3 separate regions of the Homo sapiens genome follow, and all the other regions are linked to region 2. A link is a contact called in ENCODE Hi-C or POLR2A ChIA-PET data. All regions are on one chromosome and are shown on one strand. Each heading gives the region's core, a stretch centred on a gene start or an enhancer-like site at or near the end of the contact. The rest is flanking DNA. Distances are from core to core; before and after follow the strand shown. Region 1 has its middle 27 kb from the start of FGF1. Region 2 has its middle 95 kb from the start of SPRY4-IT1. Region 3 has its middle 180 kb from the start of FGF1.

Region 1 (4,725 bases), core at 1,306-3,805, 490 kb after region 2:
GAGACAGAGTCTTGCTATGTTGCCCAGGCTGGTCTTAAACTCCTGGCCTCAAGCAATCTTTCCACCTTGGCCTCTGAAAGTACTAGGATTATAGAAGTGAGCCGCTATGCTTGACCAAAACACAGTTTTTAAATCAATTTATGTCTTTACTGAAATCTCTTAAAGATGCCAAAGGGTGGGGTTTGGGTTCCATTCATAACACCAACATTTCTGAAGAATCCTCTTCTCTTGTCTCTTTCTCAAGTCCTCCTCATGACATCTGTGTTAGTCCGTTCTCACACTGCTATGAAGGACTGCCTGAGACTGGGTAATTTATAAAAGAAAGAGGTTTTAATTGACTCACAGTTCCACAGGGGTGGGAAGGCCTCAGGCGGAAGGGGAAGCAACCACATCCTTCTTCACATAGCGGCAGGAAGGAGAAGTGCCAAGCAAAGGGGAAAAGCCTTTCATAAACCCATCAGGTCTCATGAGAACTCAAGAAGAGCATGGGGATATGTGGAGGAAAAGTTAAATCTTAAATTTGAACTCAATTGAATGTGGACACAAACAATGGTCACCAAGTCCCAGAACAGGTTGCATGAGCCCCTTGAGGCGTTCATCCAGACGGTTTTGGAGAAATCTGTTCCTGTATGTTAGTTATTGAAAAACAACAAACAATCATAAAAACAAGTTGACCTTTTTGTGTTCCTTGAGTCCAGTCATGAAGGGCCCTCGTGACTGGGCCTCATGCCAAATAAGTCGTTACAAAAAGAACTAGGGTCCCATACCACGCCAAAGCTTCATGAGACCTCTCCTCATCTGTGCATGGATGAGCGGTCAACTCTGGAGCCCAGGCTGTTGCTTCCCTGTCTGGTGATGAATCCTCTATAGTCTGGTAAGTGTAGTGGCCGACTCTGGAGCCCAGGCTGTTGCTTCTGGTCTGGTGATGAATCCTCCATCGTCTGGTGAGTGTGTGTGTATATATATATAGTCTATATTGATGGGAGAAGTGGGGTGAAAGTTGGCATGCCCTTGCCATTAACTTCTAGCCTCCCAGTAGTCCAGGCTATATATATATATCTTCTCCCTTTTCCCCTTCCCATTGCAATTTGCTTGTATCATTTGCTTATTATATCTGCATTGCCATTTACATGGGATAAAGGTTGTTTACCCTTGAAGGTATTGCATGTGTGTCTTTTCTTTTCCCTTTGTGCATCTCCCTCATAGAAAAGAGTAACCGCCCCCATGATTCAATTGCCTACCACTGGGTCCCTCCCACAACACGTGGGGATTATAGGAACTACAATTCAAGATGAGATTTGGGTGGGGACACAGCCAAACCATATCAACAGCCCAGCAGCTACTTCAGTCCTCCTTAATTTATCTCTTGAATTCTCCCAAACCCAGCTCATCCCTGGCTTGTTTCTCTTATTCTTTCTCTCGCCTTCTGATCCATTCTGCTTTCGTTAGTATGTAACTCCCTGCCTTCTCTTAGGTAGACCCATCAACCCATCCTACCCATGGTACTGCACAATTCAGAATCCTTTCCCAAATTTTCCCTTATTATGCACAAGAAATACTCCAGGGCCAGGTGCAATGGCTCACGCCTGTAATCCCAGAACTTTGGAAGGCTGAGGCAGGAGGATCGCTTGAGCCCAAGAGTTCAAGGCTGTAGTTAGTGATGTTGGTGCCACTGCACTCCAGCCTAGGCAACACAACAAGACACTATCTCAATTAAAAGAAAAAAAAAGAAAAAAGAAAAAGAAATACTCCAGAACTTGGCTAGTGAAGACTAATTCCTCCTTCACAGGAAGGAAGTGGGGGCAGGGGAAAATGATGCTGTAAATACTCTAAAATATGTATTTTTTCCTGTCCCATCAGCTATGCCATCTGGGATGGGGTGACGCCTGGATGAGATGTCATTTTAAAGGACATTTCTGGGACATGCTGGCATCAAGGCAAGTTTTCAGGTGGCTGCCATTTCCTTGTCATTTACCTTCTATGGACAGGACAGAGTCTCCACCCAAACCACCACCCTCCCACAAAAGCGGGAAGGAGAAGCCAGAAGGGAGAGAAATCAGACTTTTCCTGATTTGTCTAATAATAGAAAGTTGGCAGAGCACGTCACAGAATAGAAAGTATTTGATAAAAACAGCATCTGTTCAGCTTGGGACTCGAGCCGGAGCTGCATGGAAATTTAATTTATTCCTTCCTCGAGTATTCCCATTAGAGTATCACAATTCTGTCTTTCTCATTAATGAGAGAAGTTGAAAACGTTGCTTCCTGTGACCAAAATGGCTTTCTTTCCCACGGGCTGATGGCAGAGGAGGCGACAGCGCAGCTGAGCGAGCGGCCAGCAGGGGGCGCGGCCCTGCCGTCCTCACACCCACCCCGGACACGGAGACGCGGGGCGAGCGGGGCGCCCCTTACACAGCCTGCGAGGGGAGACCCAGGAGGTTTTCCAAACAAGAGGCTTTGCTGACTCTAGGGGCCTAAGAATAACCACTGTGTAGTATCCTGACTGCCGGCGGCCTCAGTAAAAGTGGTAGACAGAGGCTTCCCTGTCGCTCAAGGAGCTCCCAGGGCTTTCTAGGCTTCCCGTTCTCCTCCTGTTTCCCAGGACCCACCAGAGTGCCCCCTGCAGGTCAGGACGGGAACCGACACCTGGCCTTTGTCAAAACGCATTCCAGCGCCCAGTGAATTACTGTCCTCACGCCTGTCACCTCTCCATCTCCGGCTCCTCGCTGCTCTGGCTCCTTAAAGTCCTGCTCTGGGCAAAGTGGCCTTAACAGGAAATCAAAGCTGAGTCAAACTAATAATAGTTTGGCTATTGATCAGGCAGCCCCTTTAAATCACCCGGTGTTTTGTTTAATTGCAGAAAAATACACATAACATAAAATTTTCCATTTTAAATGTACAGTTAGTTTAGTGGTGTTAAGTGCATTCACATTCTTGTGCAACCATCCCCACCATCCATTTCCGGGGCTCTTTTCATCCTCCCAGGCTTAAACTCCACACTCATTAGACAAAAACTCCCCATTCCTCTTCCCCCAGACCTGGAAGCCACCATTCTGCTTTCTGCCTCTGAATTTGACTACTCTATGTACCTCTTATAAATGGGATCATATTGTATTTGTCCTTCTGTGGCTGGCTTGGTTCACTTAGCATAGTGTCCTCAAGGTTTACCCATGTTGTAGTGTGTGTCAGAATTGCCTTCCTTTTAGGGGTGAATAATATTCCACTGTATGTATATACCACATTTTATTTGTCCATTCATCTGTCAATGGCCACCAGGATTGCTTTCACCTTTTTGGCCATTGTGAATAATGTTGCAATGAGCATGGGTGTCCTTTTCGAGATTGTTTTGACCTGTTGGTATTTTAACAGGACTCTTTAGGAAGGTAATCCCAATGGAATAGTTCAAGGTCCGAAGAAAGCTGATGGGAACTATTTTAGGAAGAAACAGATTTAATGTCCCTTGCACCAAACCATATCACCTACATAGGGGGCTGCCCTAGGATATATGTTCTGATATCATGCATTTTGTATTTCCTCACTGAAAAGGATAAGAAGTTGTGCCCAGTGGAGGGAAAATGTTTCTGACTCAAACAACTTCCAAGCCACTTGGCTCTCGGAATCTTTGATAGCCGTAGATTGTTAGGCAGTGACAGTGGGAAGCCAGAGAGTGATGCAGACACGAGCAGGCTTTGGTGTCAGACCCGGCGAACATTTCTCCTGACATGAGCTTCAAATATCTTCATGAGCGGATTCTTTGGGGGTCCTTGCTGATTCAGCTTCTATCCGCCCCTCTATGCTTTCCTGTGCCTTCAGCTCTTAGTTTTTCCCCCATCAGCATTGCAATATGCTCAAGAAGTTAACAAAACAAATTAACACAGAGAAAGCACAACCCTCCCTTAAGCCCTGCCTCCCTTCAGTTCCCATCCTTCCTGTCTCTCTCCTGCTGTGGCCTGTAGCCTGTCTTCTTGAAGGAATCATTTTCACTTGCCACTTCCATATCCCCACTCCCATTCACTCTTGAACCCGGTGCTCTCCTGGCACTGGATTCTGAGGGTTTCTGATGTGACATCTTGGTTCAAGCTTCTGATGGGAAGTCAGCCCCCTGTTCAAGTCAAAAGCCCTGCATCCTGAGAAGTCCTGGCACCTTGCTTCAGAGACAGTTCCTAGAATACCAGAAGATATATATATATATGTGTATATATATGTGTATATATATACACACACACACATATATATGTATACATATATGTGTATACATATATGTGTATACATATATACACATATATATGTGTGTGTGTGTATATATATATATACACATAAATATATACATATATATATACACACACACACACATATATATACTTCCTCATCAAAAGAAGGCCTAACAAGAACTTTTGTAAATCATCTTTCCTGGCAATGGAGTATAGAGGTTAGGGGACCAACTGTATCATCATCCACAGCTTGATATGACCCCCAGCTCTGCCAGTTGCTAGCTGGGTGACTTTGGGCAAGTTACTTAAGTTCTCTGCACCTTCTTACCCTGCCTCTAACATGACGATCGCCCCAGCACCTACCTCATAGGCCTATTAGGATAAATAAATAATGCATGTCAAGAGCTGAGCACAGGGCATGGCTCACAGGAAGCATTTCATAAGGGTTAACTCGTGACTACTTTTTATTGGCATAATACTTAAAGGTTGACCTTAGTAATTAAGTCTATCTTGATTT
Region 2 (4,476 bases), core at 1,692-4,191:
GGATTTGGCTGTGGGGTGGGTGGGGTCACAGGGCAGCGAAAGCTTCACCAAACATCTTGCCCACTACCTCCACAGTCCAAGTCCGGGGATGCATTTCCTAAGGGGAGCCCAGTTCGGTATCTAAATCCTTCAAGGTGGGGAGCCAGAGGGAGAGGGGTGTTAAGATCTTTAACTTCCAGAATTCACATTCTTGCAATGAGCGGGACCCTGTCCGGCTAAGAAGCATCAGTACCACAGGAGGGAGTTTAAACAGGAAGAGGAGATTTTGCTTTGTGGTTGTGATTTTAATGCTCTCCCGGCTGGTTGGATGAGTGCCTACTTTCTGGGGCTGGGGTGGTAGGGTGGAGGTGAGAAGGTGGTGGGGGAAGAGAATAGGGAGGAAAGGAGAGTCCTCAAAAAAGTAGTGTAGCTGCATGGGAGAAAGCGATGTCTGAATCCTGTGAATCCCCTGGAGCTGCTTCCCAGCTGTTTGACCTTGTGAAATGGCCTAACTTCTCCCAACTTCCATTTCCTCATCTGTATAAAAGCAGGGACAATACTTCCTTTATTAAGCAAATATCTTCTGTCTGCCTACCGTATGCTTGACCCTGTGCAAATGAACAAGACAAACAGGAGACAGGATCTCTGCCGCCCTGGAGCTTATATTCCAGGAGGGAGACAAACAAGAAATACATCAACTATAAACAAACAAGATAATTTTGGATCATGCTAAGTGTTAGTCAAAAGCCGAAAGGGAGTGGGGAACATGGGACGGACAGGGAACTCCTCTCTGAGGACGTAGCCTCTGAACAGAGTCCTGGAAGCTGAGAAGTCAGTTCTGGAAATGGAGGAAGAGTGCTCCAGGCGCAGGGAACAGCAAGTGCAAAGGCCTTGAGATGGGAATGGGCTTGACGCGCTTGCAAAACAGGCAGTGGCCTGAAAATATAAAATGTGGTGAGCAAGCGGAGAAGTGGTTTGAGCAGAGGTGGGAGAAGTAGGCCAGAAACAGATCACACAGGGCTTTGGAGGCTATGCTGAGGGGTTTGGAAGGCTTTCGAGGGTAAGTTAAGCAGGAGAATGACATGATTAGGTATGTATTTGAAAAGATCACCACCATGAATTTTCTGAGCCTCATTTTCCCCCTCTGTTAAAAATGAGCATAATAATACATATCTCACAGGATTATAGAGGATTAAAAGACTTGAAAGTTAAAGCAACAAGCAAATTGATGAACATATATGCCCGAGGTGCACAACAAATGCCAGGACCATGATGTGAAGACTTTTTAGGAGCTCTGAAGAGATCTGCTTAGGAGTGAGGATGGTTCCTAAAGAGTTAATCAAACCTGTCTTGGGAAAAGCAATCCCATGCTGCTAATATAATGGTAAAGGATGCAATTCAGGCTGTTTATTTTTTAGAGATTCAGTGCTCCTATTAAGCAATCACTCTGTTTATGTCACTGCTAATTGAAGTAAATTGCTTTCTGCAATCAAATCGGGAAGTTCCCCCTTCCGATCACGAAAGGGACTTGGACTCTGGTTCCTGATTTCCAGTATTTAGTCTGACTTGAGATTTGCCCTGTAATTAATTGCATACATTCCACTGATTTCCTTAAACAAGCAGTTGGTTTGCCGTTGGGTCGGCAAGGGATGCGTTGATTTTGAAATTGCCCCTGGGATAGGAAGTGTTCCGCCTCCCTTCTCTCGCAACCCCAGCCACAGCAGCCTTCTGGCTGATGGAGCTGGTGGGGAGTGGGCCTCACAGCAGATGTGAGAGGTGGAAGTGAGCAGCAGGTGTGACCGCTGTGGTCCAGAATCCTCTTGGTGCCCCCGCCCAGTGGAGAATTCTAGTGCATTAGAACCAAAGCCCGTGAATCAGGCTGGAGGAATTCCGGGCCATGGGCACAGGCTTCCTCGCACCAATCATCAGCTCTATTTTCACTTCTCTGAGAGGCATGGGAGGAAGTGAGGGGAGGTGGGCAAAGAGCAACACTGCATCTGAATAAGCACCCTAAGAGCCCCGATCCTCTCCACGGCCCAGTCGCTGCCACCCACCCCACACCCCACCCCCAGCTCTCCGTCGTGTGCATAGGCCTGGAGGATGTTCAGGAAGGTGTGAAGGGGTACCCCAAGGAGGTGGGAGTAAAGAGTTTTAAGGCCTGTGGCCCAGCCCCAGGGAGGAGCACTCCAGCGCCTGCTCCTGGTCTTGGGGAGCAAGAGCAGGGGATGAGGAGGAGTATTTGATGCTGGACACAGCTGTTAGGTTAGGTTGCCAGGTCACTGAGAAAACAGACAGTGTCCGCCCCATCCTTCATCCTTGACGCTGAAAAGAAAAAAAAGGGCCTCAGGATTTAGTTGAAGGTGAAGACGTTGGGTGCTTTACCTTGAAGTGTGGAGAGCATCTCTTTATGGATTAATCCTGTGACCCTGCAGAAAGTGGTCTTCAAGGCCCAGCTCAGTGGCTGCCTCCCACATGAAGTCCTGTCTGATGCACTCCCCAGGAGTCTCCCTCTCACAATTCCCTTGGACTGTGTGCCTCTGGGGCAGTGCCACACCTGTCCTGCCCCGCAGTGGGCTCTATATTTGAGTTTCCTCATCCACCGACAAAGCACCTGGCGTGAGTGAGATTCTGCTAGGCTGGGGATTCTCAGGTGAGCTGAAGTCCGGAGTTCAAGACCAGCCTGGTGAAACCCTGTTTCTATTAAAAATACAAAAATCAGTGGGGCGTGGTGGCACGTGCCTGTAACCCCAGCTACTCGAGAGGCTGAGGCAGAATTGCTTGAACCCAGGAGGCGGAGGTTGCAGTGAGCCAAGATCACGCCACTGCACTCCAGCCTGGGTGACAGAGTGAGACTCCATCTCAAAAAAAGAAAAAAAAAGACTCAGTTGAGATACAACCCCTACCTTCAAAGAGCTACCAGAGCCGCAGAAGAGTTAGGTAAGTAACAGGAAGTTAATTAAAGAAGTAGCATTGGCTGGGTGCCAATGGTGACTCATGCCTGTAATCTCAGCACTTTGGGAGGCCGAGATGGGCGGATCCCTTGAGACCAGGAGTTTGAGACTAGCCTGGGCAACATGGGGAAACCCCATCTCTACCAAAACTACAAAGACTAGCTGGGTGTGGTGGTGTGCACCTGTAATCCTAGCTACTTAAGAGTCTGAGGTAGGAGGATTGCTTGAGTCTGGCAGGTTGAGGCTGCAGTGATCGCACACTTACCATGAGCCAGGCACTGTACTGAATGTTTTATATGCATTGACTTATCAAACCCCACTATATCCATACAAGGGAGAGACTCAGTATATTGAGTTTGCCGATGATGAAATTGAGGCTAAGCCACTTTGGAAAACAGGGAGGCAATTTCTTAAAGAGTTAGACAACCCATACTTTTTCTTCCCCATACAGCTCAGCAATTTCACTGCTATGTATAGACCCAAGAGAATTGAAAACATATATCCACACAAAAACATCTATACAAATATTACATAACAGTAATATTTATAATAGCCCCAAACTGGAAACAATTCAAATGTCTATCAACTGATGAGTGGATAAATAAAATGTGGTTAATTTATACAATGAAATATTATTTGACAATAAAAAGGGAAGAAGTACCAGTATATGCTACAGTGTGGATAAACCTCAAAAACATTATGCTATGTGAAAGAAGCCAGACATAAAAGGCCACATATTGTATGATTCCATTTATAGGAAGTGCCCGGAAATGCCAAATCTATGGAGACAGAAAGTAGATTGATTAGTGGCTGCCAGGGAGTGAGGATGGGATGAGGACGAACTGAATGGGCACCAGGGATTTTACTGGGGTATTAGAAATGTTCTAAACTGAATTGTGGTGATGTTTGCACAACTCAGTAATATCTACTAAAAATTATGACATCGTGGCCGGGCGCAGTGGCTCACGCCTGTAATCCCAGCACTTTGGGAGACAGAGGCGGACGGATCACCTGAAGTCAGGAGTTCAAGACCAGCCTGTCCAACATGGCGAAACCCTGTCTCTACTAAAAATGCAAAAATTAGCTGGATGTGGTGGCAGGTGCCTGTAATTCCAGCTACTTGGGAGGCTGAGGCAGGAGAATCTCTTGAACCCGGGAGGCAGAGGTTGCAGTGAGCTGAGATCATGCCATTACACTCCAGCCTGGGTGACAGAGTGAGACTCTGTGTCAAAAAAACAAAACAAAAAAAATGAGGCTAAGTAAGATGGAGCAACTTGTCTGAAGTGATTAGCTGTTAAGTGATGAAGCCAGAATTCAAACCCAGGCAGGAGTGCAGTGGCACAATCATGGCTCACCCTAACCTCGAACTCCCGGGCTCAAGCAATCCTCCCGCCTCAGCCTCCTGAGTGGTTGAGACTGTAGGTGTGCATCACCATGCCCAGTTACATTTGTTTTTACTTTTTGTAGAGATAGGGTCTTACTATGTTGTCCAGGCTGGTCTCCAACTCCTTGGCTCCAGTGATCCTCCCACCTCGGCCTCCCAGAG
Region 3 (4,622 bases), core at 1,688-4,187, 280 kb after region 2:
CTGAAGTGCAGTGGCTGAATCTCGGCTCACTTCAACCTCTGCCTCCTGGGTTCAAGCAATTCTCCTGCCTCACCCTCCATAGAAGCTGGGATTACAGGTACATGCCACCACGCCTGGCTAATTTTTGTATTTTTAGTAGAAACAGGGTTTCATCATGTTGGCCAGGCTGGTCTTGAACTCCTGACCTCAGATGATCCACCTGCCTCGGCCTCCCAAAATGCTGGGATTACAGGCATGAGCCACCACGCCTGGCCCGCCTTTAGGTTGTTTTGTAGAAAGTTTCAATGCCAAGACCTACAATAGGTAAGATTTTCTGTAAACCCAAAATTCCCTTTATAAATTGGAGGGAACACATACCGAACCCCTGTCCCATCCCTTGTTTCTGCTGAAAAACTGCATGTTCTTGTTTTACGGGATCTTCCTGGGTGTGTTTCAATAGAACAGATTCAAGAGTCCACCCACTGGTCATTCACTGAAGTTAGAAAGGTTGGTATTGATGACAGATCACAGAGATGACCAACTAAGGCAGTTAAAAAATGATTGCAGAGGCTGGGCGCGGTGGCTCACACCTATAATCCCAGCACTTTGGGAGGCCGAGGTGGGCGGATCACCTGAGGTCCGGAGTTTGAGACCAGCCTGACCAACATGGAGAAACCCCATCTCTACTAAAAATACAAAATTAGCCAGGTATGGTGGCACATGCCTGTAATTCCATCTACTCCGGAGGCTGAGGCAGGAGAATGGCTTGAACCCAGGAGGCGGAGGCTGCTGTGAGCCGAGATCGCGCCATTGCACTCCAGCCTGGGCAACAAGAGCGAAATTCCATCTAAAAAAAAAAAATTGCAGAACTCAAGACCTGTGAAGTCTCTGATTTAGCCTGAGTCACTAAAAATGGCAGCCTCAGTCTTTGGAGGGTTTTCTTATTGTTTGTATCAGCTGCTGAGGATATTCCGAGAAATCACTTTACATCAATCAAGAGAATAGAAAGAGGGTGAAAATGTCTCCCTGAAAAAGGCATTTCTCCAGCCCACCCCACCCTGGCCCAAATATTTGATGACTCTCAGAGCCAAGATAATCTGTTGGTAGATTTCAAGCTAACCTGATGTGGTCCACAGTGAGCAGTATTGAGGTTGAATGATTTCCTGTCTCTTTTTCAATTTTCATCTTCAGCCTTGGCACAAGCACCTGAAAACCCATGGAAACTATTGTACAGTGCTAATGCTTTTCAAAATTTTTGAGTTTTTTGTTTGTTTGTTTTCTTGATCCAACATCCTAATCCTGTAGGCAGGGTCTGGAGGCGGGGGTACAGACACATATTGAATACCACCGTGGGACACAGTTTGAAGACCAGTGTGATAGGTTGCTGTAACCCAAATCCAAATGATCAGAAATATGATAACAGCTGACTGTAGGACCAAAGGGTTCTATCCCAAGGTGAACTTGCTGTACAGCTTGACTGATGGCATGCACAGTTTTTCACCTCATAGAAAATAAGTTGTGTCTTGCCAAGCAGTAGAATTTGTTAATGGTTATCAGACAGAGTTTCCTTCTGGTGCATTCCCCCCTTAAGGTGAGTCAGCGGAGCTGAAACCACATTGTTGGCCTCTCCCAAACCTTCCATGGTGGGGACTGTGTGCTTCCCTTTTCTTTGGAGATCTTTTCCCCTGTTCATCTGTAGAACTAAAATACATGCAAAACTTGCACAAGGAATTTGTTTCATTCTCCTTTGAAAGCTTCTGGTGGTTGAAAAGATGCAGGGAAGGAGGATGTTGAAGGGTCAAGGATGCTGTTGTGGAAAAGAGAAACAGACCATGAACCTGGGAAAGGACAGCGAAGGAATCCTGAACCATGCAATGCTGGAGGAGAGCAGGAGGAAGGGTCCTGCTCTCTTTCCTACTGGGATGTCACAGAAAGATGAAAATCAACTGGGAAACCTCAGGAAGGAGTTCCCCTTCAGAGAAGGAAATTGCTTCTCAGCTCACAGAGGCACTGATAAAATACATCAGTGTCTATTCAAAACACAGCTGAATTTCTAGTCTGCATTGCCTGAAGCCAGATATTGGGGGCAATAGGTGGTCCAGAATGTAATTCAGAGCCACTATGTTTACTTTTACATGGAATGTGTTAATGTGAAGAAAGGATGAGCAAAATCATCTCATGACCATCCAAAAGCTATTGCTGCTTCTCTCTGCCTGTGGTCCCCTTTGAGTGAATCATAATCGTGGCAGGCTCAGGAGAAACCCCTACCCATGAGGGAGAAGTCCCTGGCCGAGTGGTGCATCTCTCCTGCCAGCAGTTAACTTACAATTCAAATGGTTACACCCTTGGCACAGAGTCAAGCAGACTGCCTTCTTATTCACATTGAGTGAGGATGGCTACGCTCTATATGTCACAATCAAATAACTCAATAAGGATGATGGATGGAACAAATAATTATTGACAAACTTAATACATGTGTTTACGTATTCCTCCCAAAAGAAATAGCCTATGAGAATGATAGGTTCTGCTTGTGATCATTAGCGTATAGTTTAATTTCCTCAAATATATTTATCTTAGAAGTTCTACATTTCATAAAAGAAAACCGAACACATCTTTTTATGAACTGATGTGAGCATTTGGAGTTACAGGAACACTTTTACATATGTGAGCGTTTCTTGCTACGGCCATTTTCAGTGTGAGCTGTGTCTTGTGTATCTTTCACAAAGAACACAGTGCCTGAGGTGAAAATTGTAATGGATGGAGGGAGAGAGAAAGAAGGAAGGGAAGTTTCCATCATTAACAAGAGACAGAAGAGTGTTTTTTAGACTCTAGAGGGCATGTGAATCCCCAACAGAGCTACTTCAGAAAGGTAGATTCTCGAGCCCCACTCCCAAGAAATTTTGATTCAGCGATGGATATTGTCAACAAGTTCCCCCGGTTTTTCCGATACAGGTAGCCCGCAGGCCTCACACTGAAAAATGTTGTCATAGGAACTGTGACTATGACTAATCAGTTTTACCCTGTGGAGCATGAAGGTGGGTGTATTAGTCTCTGTCAATGTTTTCCAGAGTTATAGTCGCCTCTCTCTATAGAGAAGGAGAGTTGTTTACAGAATTATGCAGACTGCTGGTGAGGGGACAAACCGATTCACCATTTCTGCTTTCAGCCGGACTCAGAGTTGTAGTTGCTGAAATGTCAGTATCTATTATTCCTCAGGGACCTGATGACTACAGAGCTGACGACTACAGACCTGACATTTTCCTTTTCTCGAGGTTCTTAGCTTTCTTTCAGATTCAAGCCAACCACGCCACATGACTTTCTTGAGGGAACAAGAAAATCTAGTATATCATAAATATTAACTTTTCAGAAGTCTCCACTGCCAGAGCGTGTTAGGCAGCTTATTCAAGGTGCCGATGTTATTGTGCTATCTGCCCCATGCTCAGCTCTTTTCTGTAATTCATATTTCTTCCAAAGTGGACTCTGCCACTGACTGACTGGATTCCTTTCCAGACGTTTCGATCTCCTTCCTGTCTGACATTTCTTGGCTCTCAACCCCCCACATCAAGTTGTATGTGGCCGCTGTCGTACAGCTAGATTAGATGATGTTTACTTTGTTCTGCAGGAGTGTTTGTCAGGGTTTTATGTAAGATTAAAGAAATCTCCGTAAGTTAAGACACCGTGCGCCGGGCTGCCTTCCATGCACTGGCCTTTGGCAGTCGCAAAAGATCTTTTACCCTGTACCATCTTTGGCTGCTTGACCGAAGCAAATGCCTATTGCTTTTGGCTTTTTTATGTTTGTTGCTGTTAGAGAACTCAGCAGAAACCTCCAGATAAACGCTTTAGTTGTCCAGGTAGGAAACCAAAGTGGACCCTGGGCAGTTTTATTTGGAGACCTCTTCTGCTTTTGTGATTGTGTGTGTGCTGGTGGTACTGGAATACAGGTCTCTGGGTTGGAGAGCTTGTGTTCCGGATGCTGGCAATTTGATGTGAATGTGCTAGGGGAAGTCTGTATAGATTATCTTATTGGAAAGGCCAGATGGCAGCAAGCTCTAGAGTTCTAAGTCCCACTTTGCTCAAAGGTGCCTGAGGAATAGCAGCCTACTGACAGCTTGAAGTATGGTGCACTGGATAATTGGCTTCCTCATTTAGTAATTTGTCTGCTTTCTTTCCTCTTCCTCTGCTTCCTCTCTTCTTGTAAACTGATAGCCTCCTGCCTCTTCAATAGACTGATAAAGAGTCCCTGAGCAGCAGCTAAAGGGAGGGGGTGGCCAGAGCCCCAGGTGGAGAGAGTCATTTGGAAAACTGACACAGAAAATTACCATCCTTCTTTTCTGCTTTTCCTCTGCTTCGGTATCTCGATTTTAGTCTCTCCCTTTCATTTTCCTGTTATCTTCCATCACTGTCCCTTGCCACTTCATCTTATATATATATTTTTCTTTTATGGAAAAGAAAATTTCTTTGCTATTTTGTCTCTTTCTTTCTACTTTTTTCATCTTTCCCTTTTTTTTCTTTTATCCCCCTCATTCTGTTCCCTTTGCCTTCTTTGCTTTTGCAATTGTTCTAGTTAAAACTTAATTCAAAACAGGAAATTGCATCACATTTATTCAGGTTAAATTACCTTTTCCTTTTTTCATGTTTTTCTC

What was found. A loop is a pair of places that touch in the nucleus more often than their neighbours do. ChIA-PET counts read pairs that join two places held with the same protein, here RNA polymerase II (POLR2A). Pooled maps may share reads with other maps.
Region 1: a pooled map shows a loop between it and region 2 (4-fold over the local background). The contact joins two enhancer-like sites. A Hi-C loop is called at or near these places in 4 of 50 pooled maps. POLR2A ChIA-PET finds 5 or more read pairs at or near these places in 2 of 52 experiments (H1 and activated CD4-positive, alpha-beta T cell).
Region 3: a loop to region 2 is called in a pooled map, with 1.9 times the contacts of the local background. The contact joins two enhancer-like sites. A Hi-C loop is called at or near these places in 3 of 50 pooled maps. POLR2A ChIA-PET finds 5 or more read pairs at or near these places in 3 of 52 experiments (GM12878, H1 and activated T-cell).

What each region holds. Positions count from the first base shown.
Region 1 is chr5:142,710,941-142,715,665 of GRCh38, forward strand. No RefSeq gene overlaps it. Among named protein-coding and RNA genes, the nearest start is that of FGF1, 27 kb to the left of the region's middle. RefSeq lists a silencer at 2,262-2,461. Within about 2 kb of position 2,556, at least 36 of the 41 ENCODE cell types and tissues checked have a DNase peak (open chromatin) inside an H3K27ac peak, as active enhancers do.
Region 2 is chr5:142,220,855-142,225,330 of GRCh38, forward strand. No RefSeq gene overlaps it. Among named protein-coding and RNA genes, the nearest start is that of SPRY4-IT1, 95 kb to the right of the region's middle. RefSeq lists an enhancer at 2,577-2,626. Within about 2 kb of position 2,942, at least 3 of the 41 ENCODE cell types and tissues checked have a DNase peak (open chromatin) inside an H3K27ac peak, as active enhancers do.
Region 3 is chr5:142,504,659-142,509,280 of GRCh38, forward strand. No RefSeq gene overlaps it. Among named protein-coding and RNA genes, the nearest start is that of FGF1, 180 kb to the right of the region's middle. Within about 2 kb of position 2,938, at least 5 of the 41 ENCODE cell types and tissues checked have a DNase peak (open chromatin) inside an H3K27ac peak, as active enhancers do.